Linked DNA regions of Homo sapiens: region 1 is linked to region 2. A link is a contact called in ENCODE Hi-C or POLR2A ChIA-PET data. All regions are on one chromosome and are shown on one strand. The core of a region is the stretch at or near the end of the contact, and the rest is flanking DNA. Distances in the headings are between cores, read along the strand shown. Region 1 overlaps ARHGAP44 (Rho GTPase activating protein 44). Region 2 overlaps ARHGAP44 (Rho GTPase activating protein 44).

What was found. A loop is a pair of places that touch in the nucleus more often than their neighbours do. ChIA-PET counts read pairs that join two places held with the same protein, here RNA polymerase II (POLR2A). Pooled maps may share reads with other maps.
Region 1: a map of heart right ventricle shows a loop between it and region 2 (7-fold over the local background). The contact joins two enhancer-like sites. A Hi-C loop is called at or near these places in 2 of 168 maps with a recorded cell type or tissue (MCF 10A and heart right ventricle), 1 of 37 single-sample maps with no recorded cell type and 5 of 50 pooled maps. POLR2A ChIA-PET finds 5 or more read pairs at or near these places in 3 of 52 experiments (GM10248, WTC11 and activated CD8-positive, alpha-beta memory T cell).

Annotation. Positions count from the first base shown.
Region 1 is chr17:12,981,249-12,988,161 of GRCh38, forward strand. It overlaps ARHGAP44 (Rho GTPase activating protein 44), which reads left to right. Exons shown (of 21, transcript NM_014859.6): 20 at 3,283-3,660. Among named protein-coding and RNA genes, the nearest start is that of ELAC2, 33 kb to the right of the region's middle. Within about 2 kb of position 2,910, at least 15 of the 41 ENCODE cell types and tissues checked have a DNase peak (open chromatin) inside an H3K27ac peak, as active enhancers do; they include heart right ventricle, where a contact is called at or near this core.
Region 2 is chr17:12,923,307-12,930,624 of GRCh38, forward strand. ARHGAP44 (Rho GTPase activating protein 44) reads left to right here. Exons shown (of 21, transcript NM_014859.6): 7 at 5,623-5,740. Among named protein-coding and RNA genes, the nearest start is that of MIR1269B, 9.6 kb to the left of the region's middle. Within about 2 kb of position 4,404, at least 5 of the 41 ENCODE cell types and tissues checked have a DNase peak (open chromatin) inside an H3K27ac peak, as active enhancers do; they include heart right ventricle, where a contact is called at or near this core.

The DNA.
Region 1 (6,913 bases), core at 1,660-4,159, 56 kb after region 2:
AGGAGTTAGGACAGGTGGCCCAGCGGAAACGACATCGTGAAGGTTGAATAGGAGTTGGGCCAAAGTGCCGGCGTGAGATTTCAGCATCTCAGAGCATTTCTCCAGCACCAATGGTTTCTCCTTGGTCTAGATGCCATATTCTTGGTTATGTCTTTTTTTTTTTTTTGAGACGAAGTCTTGCTCTTGTGCCCCAGGCTGGAGTGCAATGGCACAATCTCGGCTCACTGCAACCTCCGCCTCCTGGGTTCAAGCGATTCTCCTGCCTCAGCCTCCCAAGTAGCTGAAATTAAAGGCGTCTACCACCACACCTGGCTAATTTTTGTATTTTCAGTAGAGATGGGGTTTCACCATGTTGGCCAGACTGGTCTCGAACTCCTGACCTCAGGTGATCTGCCCACCTCGGCCTCCCAAAGTGCTGGGATTACAGGCGTGAGCCACTGTACCCGGCCAGGCACCTCTTTGTTTTAGAGTCCTTTAACTGGCCGGACGCAGTGGCCCCTGCCTGTAATCCTAGCACTTTGGGAGGCTGAGATGGGCAGATTGCCTGAGCTCAGGAGTTTGAGACCAGACTGGACAACGTGGTGAAACCCGTCTCTACTAAAATATAAAAAAATCAGCTGGGCGTGGTGGTGGGCGTCTGTAATCCCAGCTACTCAGGAGGCTGAGGCACAAGAATTGCTTGAACCTGGGAGGTGGAGGTTGCACTGAGCCAAGATCGTGCCACTGCCTTCCAGCTTGGGCAGCAAAGCAAAACTCTGTCTCCAAAAAAAAAGAGTCCTTTAACTTTCCCCACAGCACTACAATACAGGGGTGATGGCTAAGTCATTGTCTCGTCCAGTGGGAGAGCCAGGGCTCCTGTAGCAGCCACCCAGCCTCCTAATGCCAGTGACAGGTTGACCCTTTTCGTTTTTGCAGCACATTGGACCTAGGCAGCCAGTGTAGCCTAGAGTGACTCAGGTCCCTTTCCCAAGTGACCTTCAATAGCTCAGACCCATCTTTTGAAAGGTATACATTTCTTCTCTACTCCCCATCATGCCCACAGATGGCACACTTAGCAGGTCTTTTTTTTTAATTTTTTTTTTTTTGACACCTCAGTCTTCTGACAGCGTGCCGACAATTTCACATCCTATTCCTGTCACCACCGGAAGTGGTAAATGTCATCACAGACATGGTGATGCATCCTCTGTCCCCCAGCTCCTTCGTGAGAAGGCATGTGCAAGCATTGATACCTAGGGTCTCCACCTGCTTCTCATCCAGGGGTACCCCTGCGTCTGTCACCCATGACCACGTGGCTGCCATGAGCTGCAGTAGCAGCTGCTGGAAGCACTTCCCCTGTACTCAGGAAGTAGAGTTGAAAAGTGAAATTGGAAAGTTAAGTGGTTTTATTATGTCATGATTATGTGGTACTTGACATGTATGATCTCATTTAATTATTACACTGCTGCAGAGAAAATCTTTTTCCTCCAATTGCATAGAAGATGTTTGAATAAGTTGACCCAGGGAATACAGCGGGTAAGTGGCAGGATAGAAATTTGAGCCCACGTTGGTAGGATTCTGAAGGGCATGTCCTTCTGTCCACACTGCAGACTGACACACCCAGAGAATACATGAGGTGTCCTCCTAACAGACCTTGTTCCTTGGAGGGAGTGGGGGTGGGGTGGGGAGAAGGAAGAGCTTCTGACCTCTCCCTTAGGACTTACAAGATAATTCCTTCTAGAATCAGACCCACACACATGGCTGGGCACCGTGGCTCACGCCTGTAATCCAAGCACTTTGGAAGGCCAAGGCAGGTGGATCATGAAGTCAGGAGATCGAGACCATCCTGGCTAACACAGTGAAACCCCATCTCTACCAAAAATACAAAAAATTAGCTGGGCATGGTGGCAGGCGCCTGTAGTCCCAGCTACTTGGGAGGCTGAGGCAGGAGAATGGCATGAACCCGGGAGGCGGAGTTTGCAGAGAGCCGAGATCGCGCCACTGCACTCCAGCCTGGGTGACAGAGCGAGACTCCATCTTAAAAAAAAAAAAAAAAAAAAAAGGAATCAGACCCACACACAGCCAGTCCTCACTTAAGCCTAACAGGTTAGTGATCACTCTCTCAAGATATTTGCCCATCAAGTATCTCCTGGACGTTTGAATTTATTGTCTTTACCAATTCATTTTCAATTAAAGGTATAATGGATTTGTCATCCTATAGGGAGATTGGGAAAAGGATAATGAAGGTAAGGCAAAGGAGGTCAGGGCAATAATGTACTTTGAAAAATGCGGTTGATTGGCCGGGCGTGGTGGCTTACGCCTGTAATCCCAGCACTTTGGGAGGCCGAGGCGGGCGGATCACCTGAGGTTGGGAGTTCAAGACCAGCCTGACCAACATGGAGAAACCCTGTGTCTACTAAAAACACAAAATTAGCCAGGCGTGGTGGTGGGCGCCTGTAATCCCAGCTACTCAGGAGGCTGAGGCAGGAGAATTGCTTGAACCTGGGAGGCGGAGGTTGTGGTGAGCGGCGATCGCGCCATTGCACTCCAGCCTGGGCGACAAAAGCAAAGCTCCGTCTCCAAAAGAAAAAAAAACAACAAAAAAACCCCAGAAAAACAACGAAAAATGCAGTCGATCCATACATGCTTAGACCAGCGGGTACAATTCTAGGAAGAAACAAGAATGAGAAGAAAGCCTCAGCAGCAGGGATGCAGGATTGAGGCACAGCATATAAAGTAATGAAGGAACAGGGGTTCTGTGGCCGGAGGATTTGCTCACATATCACTGTTAGGGGAGCCAGAAGCCACTGGACAGGTTCAGCCAAAAGTCAGTTTTCTATCCCGAGGACCTGCCCCTGTGTCAGGGCTCCTCTGTCCATTACAGCAAATTGAACTGGAGTCATCCTCTGCTGGACCCTGCCCCACTGACTCACTCTTGCTCAGAGAGTAGCAGCGATGCCTCTCACCACTGGGAAGGCAGCCCACTCCTGTGGATGGGAAATTTGTTCTCTAGTTTGGCTGGGTGTGCGTGTGTAGATCAGGGCAGAAATCCAGAAAAGAGGAGGAAAAATTAGTTAACAGATGGGAAGATAGGAAAACTTGCAGTTCTCGGTTAATTTTTAAAAATTGTATTGGCTGCTGTCAATGTGGCAAGAGGCCGGGGGGCAGGGCAGGGAGGTGTGGGTGGGTGGCGAGGGGCAGGAGGTGGGGACAGCTTTGAACGCTGAAGGGTGTGTGAACAGGCCCCACAAGTGGCTTCATTCAACAACTTTGTGTTTTGTTGTTGTGTTGTGTTTTCTCTTTCAGTTTCAAAGAAGCTGGCACCGATTCCACCCAAGGTCCCCTTTGGCCAGCCGGGGGCTATGGCAGACCAGTCCGCTGGCCAGCCGTCCCCAGTCAGCCTGTCCCCCACCCCGCCCAGCACCCCGTCACCCTATGGACTGAGCTACCCTCAGGGGTACTCCTTGGCCTCGGGCCAGCTCTCCCCAGCTGCAGCTCCTCCCCTGGCCTCTCCTTCTGTCTTTACAAGCACTTTGAGCAAATCGCGGCCCACTCCTAAGCCGCGACAGAGACCTACTCTGCCGCCTCCTCAGCCTCCCACAGTAAACCTCTCGGCCTCTAGTCCACAGTCCACGGAGGCCCCCATGCTAGATGGCATGTCCCCTGGGGAAAGCATGTCTACAGGTAACCAAGCCACAGGCTCCCTCACTTTTTTTTATGAACTTTAGTGAAATGTGCCTAGGGGAGGGATTGCTAGTGTTACTGCCAGTGAACACATTCCTGCGTGCTTTGGGATGACTGGGCTGGCACCAGGGGTAGCTCATAAGATCTCCTTAGAAGCCCACCAATGGAAAGCAACCCTGGAATCCATGTGTCCCACACAGGGGCTTCTTATGGGATCTCTCTCGGTCTAAGCCCACCAGCCTGGGGTTCTGTTTTTGCTCTTATTATCGGGGGTTGAAGACACTGAGTCATTTGGAGTGGGGCCTCAGGAGAGGCTGGAAGCTGGTTATGATCACAAAACAGCATCAAAACTCAGGTATTTCCTGGATAGAGCCCAAGCAACTGACAGGTATAAATGCTTATCTGGAGAACAGGGGCTAAGAACCCAAGATGTTTTTTACTATTACTAAAATAAGCCTTGCTAGAAAAATATACTTCCAGATAGATATTTAGAGAGGGGTGAATTTCAGAAAACATGCATGTCTCCATTCTCCTCCACCAGACTCCCCTCCCTGGCCAATTCCCTGAGGAGCTAATTGGACAAACCCACAACGACTTAATTTAGTTTGGGCTTAAATTTAGAAACAAAGACGGAGCTCTCTTCCCCCAGAAAAATCTGTAAGCACAAAATCGCAAACACACACCACGTTTAGCCAAAACCATTCATTGGCTGGAAGGAACGGGATGTTTTTGGAACATCTCCCCAGACACTTCAACCACATAAGATTATAAAGTCAGGGGCCTATTTGTGGTGGCTGCTAAAGTCATTTGAGCATTTTCCTTGTTCAGGGAGACAGGCACAGGGTTGAGCTGTGTCTTGGGCTAGAGCCAACCCACTTAGTAAAGTGCAGTAGCATGGCGGTGAGCTGGAGCATATGTGTACCTAGTGTTGTCCCAAGTAGCAGAAGGTGAGGCAGCTTGGGTTGGAACACACACACCACATACACACACACCCACTCACCCATTTCAAAGAACAGTGCTGTCCTAGGATGCACTGGGACTTTTTGTGATAATGCACTTTTCCCTCCACGTCCTTCTCCAAAAGAGTGATTTATTTCTTCCGTGATTAGACGGAAGCAGTGACCCTGTGGGGTTCAGCTCCGTGCTGCCTTTGAAAAGGCTAGTCCAATTTGCAAGTGTTTGTACTGGGTCAGATTTAAATATTACGGGGAAGAGCCATCTGGTGATTCGGCTTCTTTATTTTTGGATGTGATTAATGTTGAAGGTACAGCTGCTGTCATCTACCCCGAGGCTTATTAAAAATTAGGCAAATTTCTCCCTGGAAAATGCAGTAGCACCACGCCCATCTTGGTGGGTCTTGGTGCTGAGGTGTCTCCTGAAGGAGCCCATGATAGGAGGGCACAGGCTTGCTGCCCTCGGGGAAGGTCACAGCTGCGGAGGAGCTGAAGGTCACCCGAGCCAGGTCTCCAGGGCTGCTCCTCCCAGTGTGTCACATCTGGTGACTCTTCCAGCCACCCCAGGGAAGGGACACAAGGTAGTGTCAATACATAAGCAATAGAATGAGCAGAAGATGGCCAGGCACGGTGGCTCACGCCTGTAATCCCAGCACTTTGGGAGGCCGAGGAGAATTAGTTGGGCATGGTGGCACGTGCCACTAGTCCCAGCTACTTGGGAGGCTGAGGTAGGAGAATTGCTTGAACCTGGGAGGTGGAGCCGAGATTGTGCCACTGCATTCCAGCCTGGCAACAGAGCGAGACTCCATCTCAAAAAAAAAAAAAAAAAAAAAAAAAAAAAGAATGAGCAGAAGATATCAATGGAGAAGCAGAAAAGAGCAGAAGGAGAGGAGAAATTGGGGAACAAAAGTGGGCAACAGAAGGCCTGGGAGGACAGCACCCCCAGGGCTCTAAGAAGCGGAGTGGCTCATGTTCCATCTTGCAGGTTTAAGAACTCCTGACCTTCAGGATTCATAATGTCCCTCGCCCTGTGCGGACCCTATTTTAATGTCCTTTTGGCAGCAGACTGTTGTTTTGTCCCATACGTTCAGGTCTCTGAGCCAGTGTAGAATCCATCATGGTTTGATGTGGCCCGTCTGGGACTGTGATATTGGCATAGCTTTTTTTTTTTTTTTTTGTGACGTTCATGTTTTGTCGTGTTGATTCCTTTCTCCGAATCCTATCATTGTGTTCTTGCAGCTGTGTGACATGAGTGGCGCAGTTTTGGATACGTGTGAGGGGGATTTTCAGGGTAAGCTGGCCCCGGCCTCGCCCCTCCACCCCGCTAGCTAGCCAGGCCAGCTGCCCGCTCCTCCCCTCCGCTCCTCGTCTCTGCATGTGGCTCAGACCATTTGCATGGCAGCTTCACTCTCCAGCCTTCCCCGGCCTCAGCAAGGATGAGTTGATCCATGAGCTTATTTGGCTTTGGGGCATCCCTGGCCTCCTTTTCTTTCTTTTCATTAGGAGGAGCTGGGGGAGAACCCAGCCAGCCCCTTTCCCCCACCTTCTCTTTCACTGGAATCACATCTGCAGCTCCTCCCCCTCCGCCCTCCCTCAGGCTTAGACCGTGGAGCTGTAACAGATCTGTTCTTCGTGTGAGACTTTTGTGCTGGAGACGCTTGTGCCCAGCACCCTGGGGGACATGCACCTGCTCACCTTTGTTTAGGAAGGCGTCCTGAGGGGAGGTCATACCAGGTGCAGCCCAGCACAGGGTCCACACCACAGCTTGGACCCCATTTTCTGTGGCCCCGAGTTTGCACCAGCAGATCTCCCCTTCCAGACTTAGATCCTAACGTCTGGCTTCCTCCAGGCTGAGACTGCTGGCAAATCCTAAAGAATCCATATCGGAGCTCATCCCGCTCCCCTTCTCCCTCATCCCAAGTGGATATGGCCAGACAGATCCTTTCTATCCAACTCAATAAAATTTGGGGGAGCATTTATATCAGTATCTATTTGGTCTCCTCCTCCTATAAAGAGTAAATCCTCAAAGCATAACTGAGGGAAAGGCACGAAGGAAGCCAGAAGGACTTTGGTGTATTTGCCTCAGTAAGTAGGGGTGGCCAAAGCAAACCAGGTCTTCTCCCCGATTTGGCCCATGGTCCTGCAGAGACTACCGAGGCGCACCAGGATATCTGGTGCTCACAGACAGGTCTCCTGGCGGGTGCTTCCCGAGTGTCCTGGAGACAAGCAGCCACTGTGTCCCTTTTCCCAGGAATGCTGATGAGGGCTTCTGCCCCTGAATCCCATTCCCTTGCATAGTG
Region 2 (7,318 bases), core at 3,154-5,653:
TTCAAGCGATTCTCCTGCCTCAGCCTCCTGAGTAGCTGGGATTATGGGCGCCACCACACCCAGCTAATTTTTGTATTTTTAGTAATTTTAGTAGAGACGGGGTTTCGCCATGTTGGCCAGGCTGGTCTCGAACTCCTGACCTCAGGTAGATCCGTCTGCCTCAGCATCCCAAAGTGCTGGGTTTACAGGCGTGAGCCACTGTGCCCGGCCGCTTTGGGGGATTGTTGACAGTACAGTCCCCTTGAAAACTCAGTTGATTTCCCCTTCAGGTGTCAGCTTTGGTAACCGTGGCGGGAGATCTAACTCAAGGCCTCAAGTTATAGATTCCCCATAAGTATGAGTTATAGGCTACAGGATGAAAAGGGCATTTTTAGCAAAGGTATACTCTTTGTTTCCGCTTTACTCTCAGACTGGCCATTTCTAGCCTGAGTCTACCTGTCTTGTAGGACCTTGCCAAAAGCCATAAGAAGCCAACCCAACACAACTTCCTGCCATTTTCCCTAACTCCTCACTCTTAGCCCGTATGAGGTCTGCATCCCAAGATATAGCAGTGAGAGCAAGACCAAATGCTGTGCTATTGAACAGCAGGGATCACCAGCTCCTCTTCTGGAACAGCTGGGTTCTGAATGCTCCCCCCCTACCCCCTGCATTTCTCCATAAAGCCAATGGCACAGGTTAGTTTTTCTTCCTTGCAGCATCCTACTTCTGATTTATTTCATATTGTTCTGTCCTTCATGAAGTATGCTCTGCAGCACTGCAACAGTGAATTCCACATAGAGACCCTCCGCCTTTCAAGACAGGAAGTAGATTTGTATATATTATCAGCACATCTTGAACAATAGTCCCATGACTGGATCTTTAATTTCTGCCACAATTCTGATGGATACTGTCAAATCCAATTAATTTATCTCGTGTTTAATTAGATCCCAATAAGATGTGTATGTTTGTCACTATTGAAGTAAATCTGGCTTGTCTGCTTCAAAAGCCAATGATACAGACCTCAATATTCTCAGAGAAACTGATGCTTACAGGACGCTTTATGCTGAATTAAAGGTTGTGAATTGAATTGAATGATACGCAAATTTCTTTTTTGTGTGTGATAGGTTTGGTTTAGCAGTGCTTAAAGAAGGAGCCTAATTTTTCTCCAAAGTCAGCCTGACTTTTTTCTGGTCATGTAGCTCAAGGTTAACCCTCCCGAGTCTGGGACACATACACATTCCATTTCTGCCGAACCAGCTGCCTCTGGGTCCTAGGGACTGAATGGTATCTCTCCAAAATTTGTATATTGAAGCGCTAACCCCCAATGCGACTGTATCTGGAGATAGGTTCTTTAGGAGAACCTTATTAAGGTTAAATGAGGTCATAAGAATGGGCCCCTATTTCACTAGGATTGGTGGCCTTATAGGGAGAAAGAGTGATCTCTCTCTCTACACGCACTCAGAGGAAAGCTGTGTGAGGACAGAAACAGCAGCCATCTGCAAGTCACAGATAGAGGTCTCCAGCCTCTGTCTTGATCTTGGATGTCCAGCCTCCAGAATTGTGAGAAGATAAGCCTCTGTTGTTTAAGCCACCCAGTCTGTGGTACTTTGTTATGGAAGCCCTACCTTCTTTGGAAGCAAGTGAACTAGTGTAAGTAAGACAGGAGGGTTTTGGAGTGGAAACTGTGCAGGCTATGGAGTTAAGAAGTGGAATTCTGGAGGCGGGGCAGTGTGAAGTCTTGTTAGAACTGGCAGTGGAGTCTCGATGGCCATCAAAACTCATTCCTCGTCTCTCACCCCTCCCCATACAGGTGTCTTTTTCTCACATCTGATTTCTTCAAGGTCACTGGATGTCGCATGGGCTCATGTCTCCCCACTATGAGCCCTCTTCCTTTTGCCCCAATTCCGAAAGTGCCAAAGAGGGACTCCATTTGTCTGGACTTTGCTCATATGCCCACTTCCATGACTCGTCAGTTGGGTCAGTGTGAGGAAGGATGGCACAGGCTTGACTTGGATCAGAGGCCCTCACCTGGGCCACTCACTGCCTGGGTCATGCAGAACCTGGCAGTCCCCTTTTTGACCACACATTACTGCAGAGTGGAAGCAGGAACTTAAAAAGTGGGGGATGCCCATGGCAGAGGAAGGGGCAAGACTAGACAGAAGGAACAGTGAATGCCCCAATGAAGACACTCTCCTGTCTGCCTTTTAAAATTCTTCTTCTGGACATTCTGTTGTCCTGAACTGACCTGCATTTGCCTTCTTTACATATTCCTGGTACCTGAAATTTTAAACCCTTATTCCTCTCCCTTCTCTCTCATCTCTCCCAAGGCTTCATTAAAGCTTGTGTCCCATCTTCATCTCCCCCAGATCACATAGTCACAAGTCCTCTTTCCCCAGAGAAGGATGGTGGTACATCAGCTACTTTAGTGAGAAGAAATGATCCTTCTGCTCTTCAACTTTCAAAGCTCAAAGTTTCCTTGGACAATGTCTAGTGTTCCTGTTTCTCCTCTGACAGAGCAGCCCAACTCTTGAGTTTATGTGTAGAACAGAGGTCTGAAAAGACTACCAAACCTTGAAATTCATAATTCGTGTTACTTTTCCCAAAATGACTATCTGTACAAAATTTTCCCAACATGACTATCTGTACAAAATTCATGTCACCTTTTCCAGCATGAGTATCTGTACAAAACTCGTCTGTTCACATGACAAGAGTTTACCTTGGTATTTTGTTTGCTATTTATGTTCCACAAAGAGAACATATTTTGGACATCTTGTCACTGTTTTAAAATATCAAAATAGACCAGGCACGGTGGCTCACGCCTATAATCCCAGCACTTTGGGAGGCGAATGAGGGTGGATGGCCTGAGGTCAGGAGTTCAAGACTAACCTGACCAACATGGCGAAACCCCGTCTCTACTAAAAATACAAAAATTAGCTGGGCATGGTGGCATGTGCCTGTAATCCCAGCTACTCGGGAGGCTGAGGCAGAAGAATCGCTTGAACCCAGGAGGTGGAAGTTGCAGTGAGCTGAGATTGCACCACTGCACTCCAGCCTGGGTGACAGAGCGAGACTTGATATGAAAAAAAAATTATATATGTATTATATATAATATATATTGTATATATATAATATATATGTATATATAATATATATGTATATACATAATATATATACATATATAATATATATAATATATATGTATGTATAATATATGTATATATATTATATATGCATATATATTATACATACATATATATTATATATATAACATTGTAAATTGTAAATAAAATTTCTTATAAAAAGGGGAAATGTATATGTTTTTAAAGCATCAAGATACTGACTACAGGATAAAATCTGGAGGAAAAAATAGATGAGAATAAAAAGAAAAGAAGGAACTTGGGAAAATGTCTTCATTTTAATATACCTATATTTAGTATGATTCTGTTTTTTAAAAAATTTAATCCTGAGTTACAAAGCCATAAAAATCTACTTAGTGTTTGTAGTCACTTTATATATATTTTAAACACTTTCATATTGGTTAGTTATTTTTTCTTCAGGTAGCATGAGTCAGATGGTGGTTCTAACTTAATTCCATAATCTACCATTGTGTTGTAGTTATTGTCTGAGATCTAAATTACAGCCATGGCATCTCGTATTTTATTCTCCAAAACTCCACAACACTTTAATACTTTATTTGAAATGATTCAACTGGGAGAGTATTAATCAAATATATCACTTGTATAGGGTAAACCTTTATAAGAAAAAATTACCCAGGAATTCTTCCTAATCTTGATCTGTTATTTTTTTTTCAACTTAGATGTTGAAACATCTTTCAGTAGAATATTTCCTTTCTAGTTTGCCCTGAATTCTTATCTTGGAATCAGGAATCTTTCAGAGAACATGTGTTCATCTCTGGAGCTTCAAGCCAGCTTGATGTCTCAAAACCTTTTTAAAGTAATTTTCCCGTGATTGCATTCTTTAAGTGACAGAGAATCCTCATTTTTGCTCCTTTTTGCTAACAGCAAGGAGACTTTTAGTTTCCATTTCTTGTATTATAGAGCCTTGCATTCTTCTGTTTTTCCTGCAGATAGCAAAAGAGAAAAGAATAGTGGAGTAGAGAAAATACTAAATGATTAGATTCTTGACTCTTGACATGAGAATGACATTCTACTTTCTGTCCTCGCATCAGAGGCTGCAGACTGATGGTCTGAGATCCAGATAGAGCCCCCAGAGCTCTCTTGTTTGGTCTGTATGCTGTTAGCCTGCATGGTTTTTAAAAGAAATTATTTGTTGCCACATTTCACTTGGGAGAGTTCACATAACAATTTCCTCCTTCTCTAGTCAGTTGAAACATCTGGCAACCCATGACCCAGCTTCCTGCCCACCTCAGCCCCATCAGCTGGAGCTCATGAACAGCTACCCTCTCTTAAACAAGGCAGGATCCCTCCTACCAAGTTCCCAGCTCCCCCTGCTCCCGCCTGACTTCCCAAGACTAAAGCCAGCCTTGGCTGCTGTTTGTCCTCCTGATTACAGGATTGTTTTTCTTAGAGCTGAGAAATAGTTTTATATTTCCTGTCTCCATTACAAGTAGGAAATAGAGGATCGTGCGGACTAGTTTTTAAGATAATGGCCCATTTGATTTATTTTATTTTTTTTTAACTTGCTGGCCTCTATAACCCATTGAGTTTACAGACTCAGGAGAGGAACCCACTGCTGAGACCTAATTCAGCTACTACTATAGCATAATTGGAACCATCTTTCCAATTATGCCTACTTTTGGTAATTCCCTGCTGATAACACAGCAGCCAGAAATATTTGTATTTCCTCCTAAAGTTTTCTGAGTGACTTCGTTAGAAGGCCAAATTTTTAAGAAAACATTCATGAGGAATCTAAATGTTGCCATAAAAATTGTTTTGGGCTTACCAGTGGAGATTTTTGCTATCAGATTTGTTTTTAATCTTACCAGCATGTCTTCTCACTTAGCATACGTCACTGGCTTCAAGCCAAGAAGGTGAGGATTTCCATACTCAAATTCCCACAGGATAGGCAGGGGACTTAAACCAATGATAGAGACTGTGCTTAAAGGGCAGTGATAGTTATTTTGAAATATATAATATACAGTATATTACTATAATCACCCTGATTAAACTTCAGATGTCTCACCACAGAAAATCATGAGTAAGTGAGGTGATGGATATGTTAACTAGCTTGATTTAATCATTCCATACTGTGTGTGTGTGTACATGTGTACATATATCCCAACACATCACATTGTACCCATAAATGTATATGATTATGATTTATCCATTAAAAATAACATTAATTTTTTTAAAAAGACAGCAGTAGTGATTGCCATTTGGCTTTAGTGTTTGGAAGACAATAGAGAAAATAGTGACAAACCAGGGGATGCTCGTCCTATCTGAAGGGGCAGCTGATTCTCAGCTTCAGTAAGCAGTTGACGCATGGAAATATGGGCCCACTGTCTCCTTGCCTAGTCCTTGGTGCCTTTTCATGACCTCCCTTTTCCAGTGAGGGTATGTAGTTCCCTGGGTGATATTTGTAACCAGATGTTTTCTCAGTGCTCCCATGGGATCCCCAGGGCTCTACCTGTCTCACATCTCTTTTTCTCCTATTTTCCATCAGGTGGCAGCAGACTTCCAAGTCTTCAGGTTTGTCCAGCAGCTTACAGCCTGCGGGTGCCAAGGCTGATGCCCTCAGGGAAGAAATGGAAGAGGCTGCCAACAGAGTGGAGATTTGCAGGGTACCTGCCCTCTTTGCTCCTCTCTACTGGGACAGGCTGGGGAGCCCTCAGGGATTCCCTTTTTGTTCACTGGAGTTCTCTTAAAACTCTGTCAGTGAGGCTCTAGTTGAACTGAATGTCCCCAAGCCCGCCGGCTAGCATCTCCAAGGAGTCCAGGATGAACCCAAGGAGTTGGGGCTTTGATGGTGACCTAGACAGGGAGGCAGCATTCATTTATCATTGGTGGTCCTGCATGCTAGGCAAAGAGGAATGACCTTTATTTCTGTGTGAAGCTTTTGTAAATCATCTGAGTCCCAAAGAATAAATTCTAGGTGACACAGGACAGTTGAGAATTTGACCATAGATGAGCCTTGACTCACTGTTGATACTTAGTTATTTCCTTTTTGGCTGCGTTTTGATATTTCCTGAGTTGCTTTATCCATCCTATGCCTCCTGGAAGACACTTATCTATGAAGTTGAAATGCTAGCCATGAAAAGAGTCACAGAAAAGAAAACTTCCCACTTGTTAAGAGAGAGGACATCGTTCTGAAAACTGCGACTCTGTACTCGTGTAATGATGTCCTTCGTTGTACTCATTCAGATGTTTCCCATCTCCTTTTCTTGCAAATATTTCACAGGACTTAGGTAGCAATAGACCATTCACGATGCTCTGTGTATATGTACATCTCTTTACCTGCATATATGTCAGCTTGGGTTTCTAAGGAAACCAAAACTCTATTTAGACCCAAGGAACAAAAACATCACATTTCTGTAACTATTCTGGGAACCTGTCCTAATCACATCCAGTTTTGAAGGAGAATAACCAGTTTGCCTGTGGACATCTCTGTTCTTCATGGCTCTGTCTAGTCTTAGCTTGTCCATAGGCTTTTTCTCTTACAGCCACCCTGTGCAAGTGGCTTTGACCTTGCATTCAGGTGACATTCAGAATCAGGGAGAATTTCTCTCTAGAATTAGAAACATTGAAAGATTTTTAAAGAATTCATTATCTCCCAGCCTACAGTACTATGGAACCAAGCAAAGTAAGACTAGTACTTCATATGCCAGATTTTTTGTGAGTGCAGCTGATTTGTCATTTGAACTCCTGCATATATGCCAAATATCTGGCGTGTGTGGTATTCCTGAAGCATAACTCTTCTCTCCTTCCAATTTCATTTTTACTGTGTTTTCTTTTTTTATTCTTTTCTCTCTCTCTCTTTTTTTTTTTGAGGCAGAGTTTCGTTCTTGTTGCCCATGCTGGAGTGCAATGGCACGGTCTTGGCTCACCGCAACTTCCGTCTCCCAGGTTGAAGTGATTCTCCTGCCTCAGCCTCCCAAGTAGCTGGGATTATAGGTGCACACAACCACGCTTGGCTAATTTTTTTTGTATTTTTAGTAGAGACGGGGGTTTTACCATATTGGCCAGGCTGGTCATGAACTCCTGATCTCAGGTGATCTACCTGCCTCGGCCTCACAAAGTGCTGGGATTACAGGCGTGAGCCACCGTGCCTGGCCTACCGTCTATTTTTTAACTATCTACCATGGATCTATGTTCCTCTGTTAAGAATTCTTTTTTCTTTTAATTTCTTTTTCAATAGACAA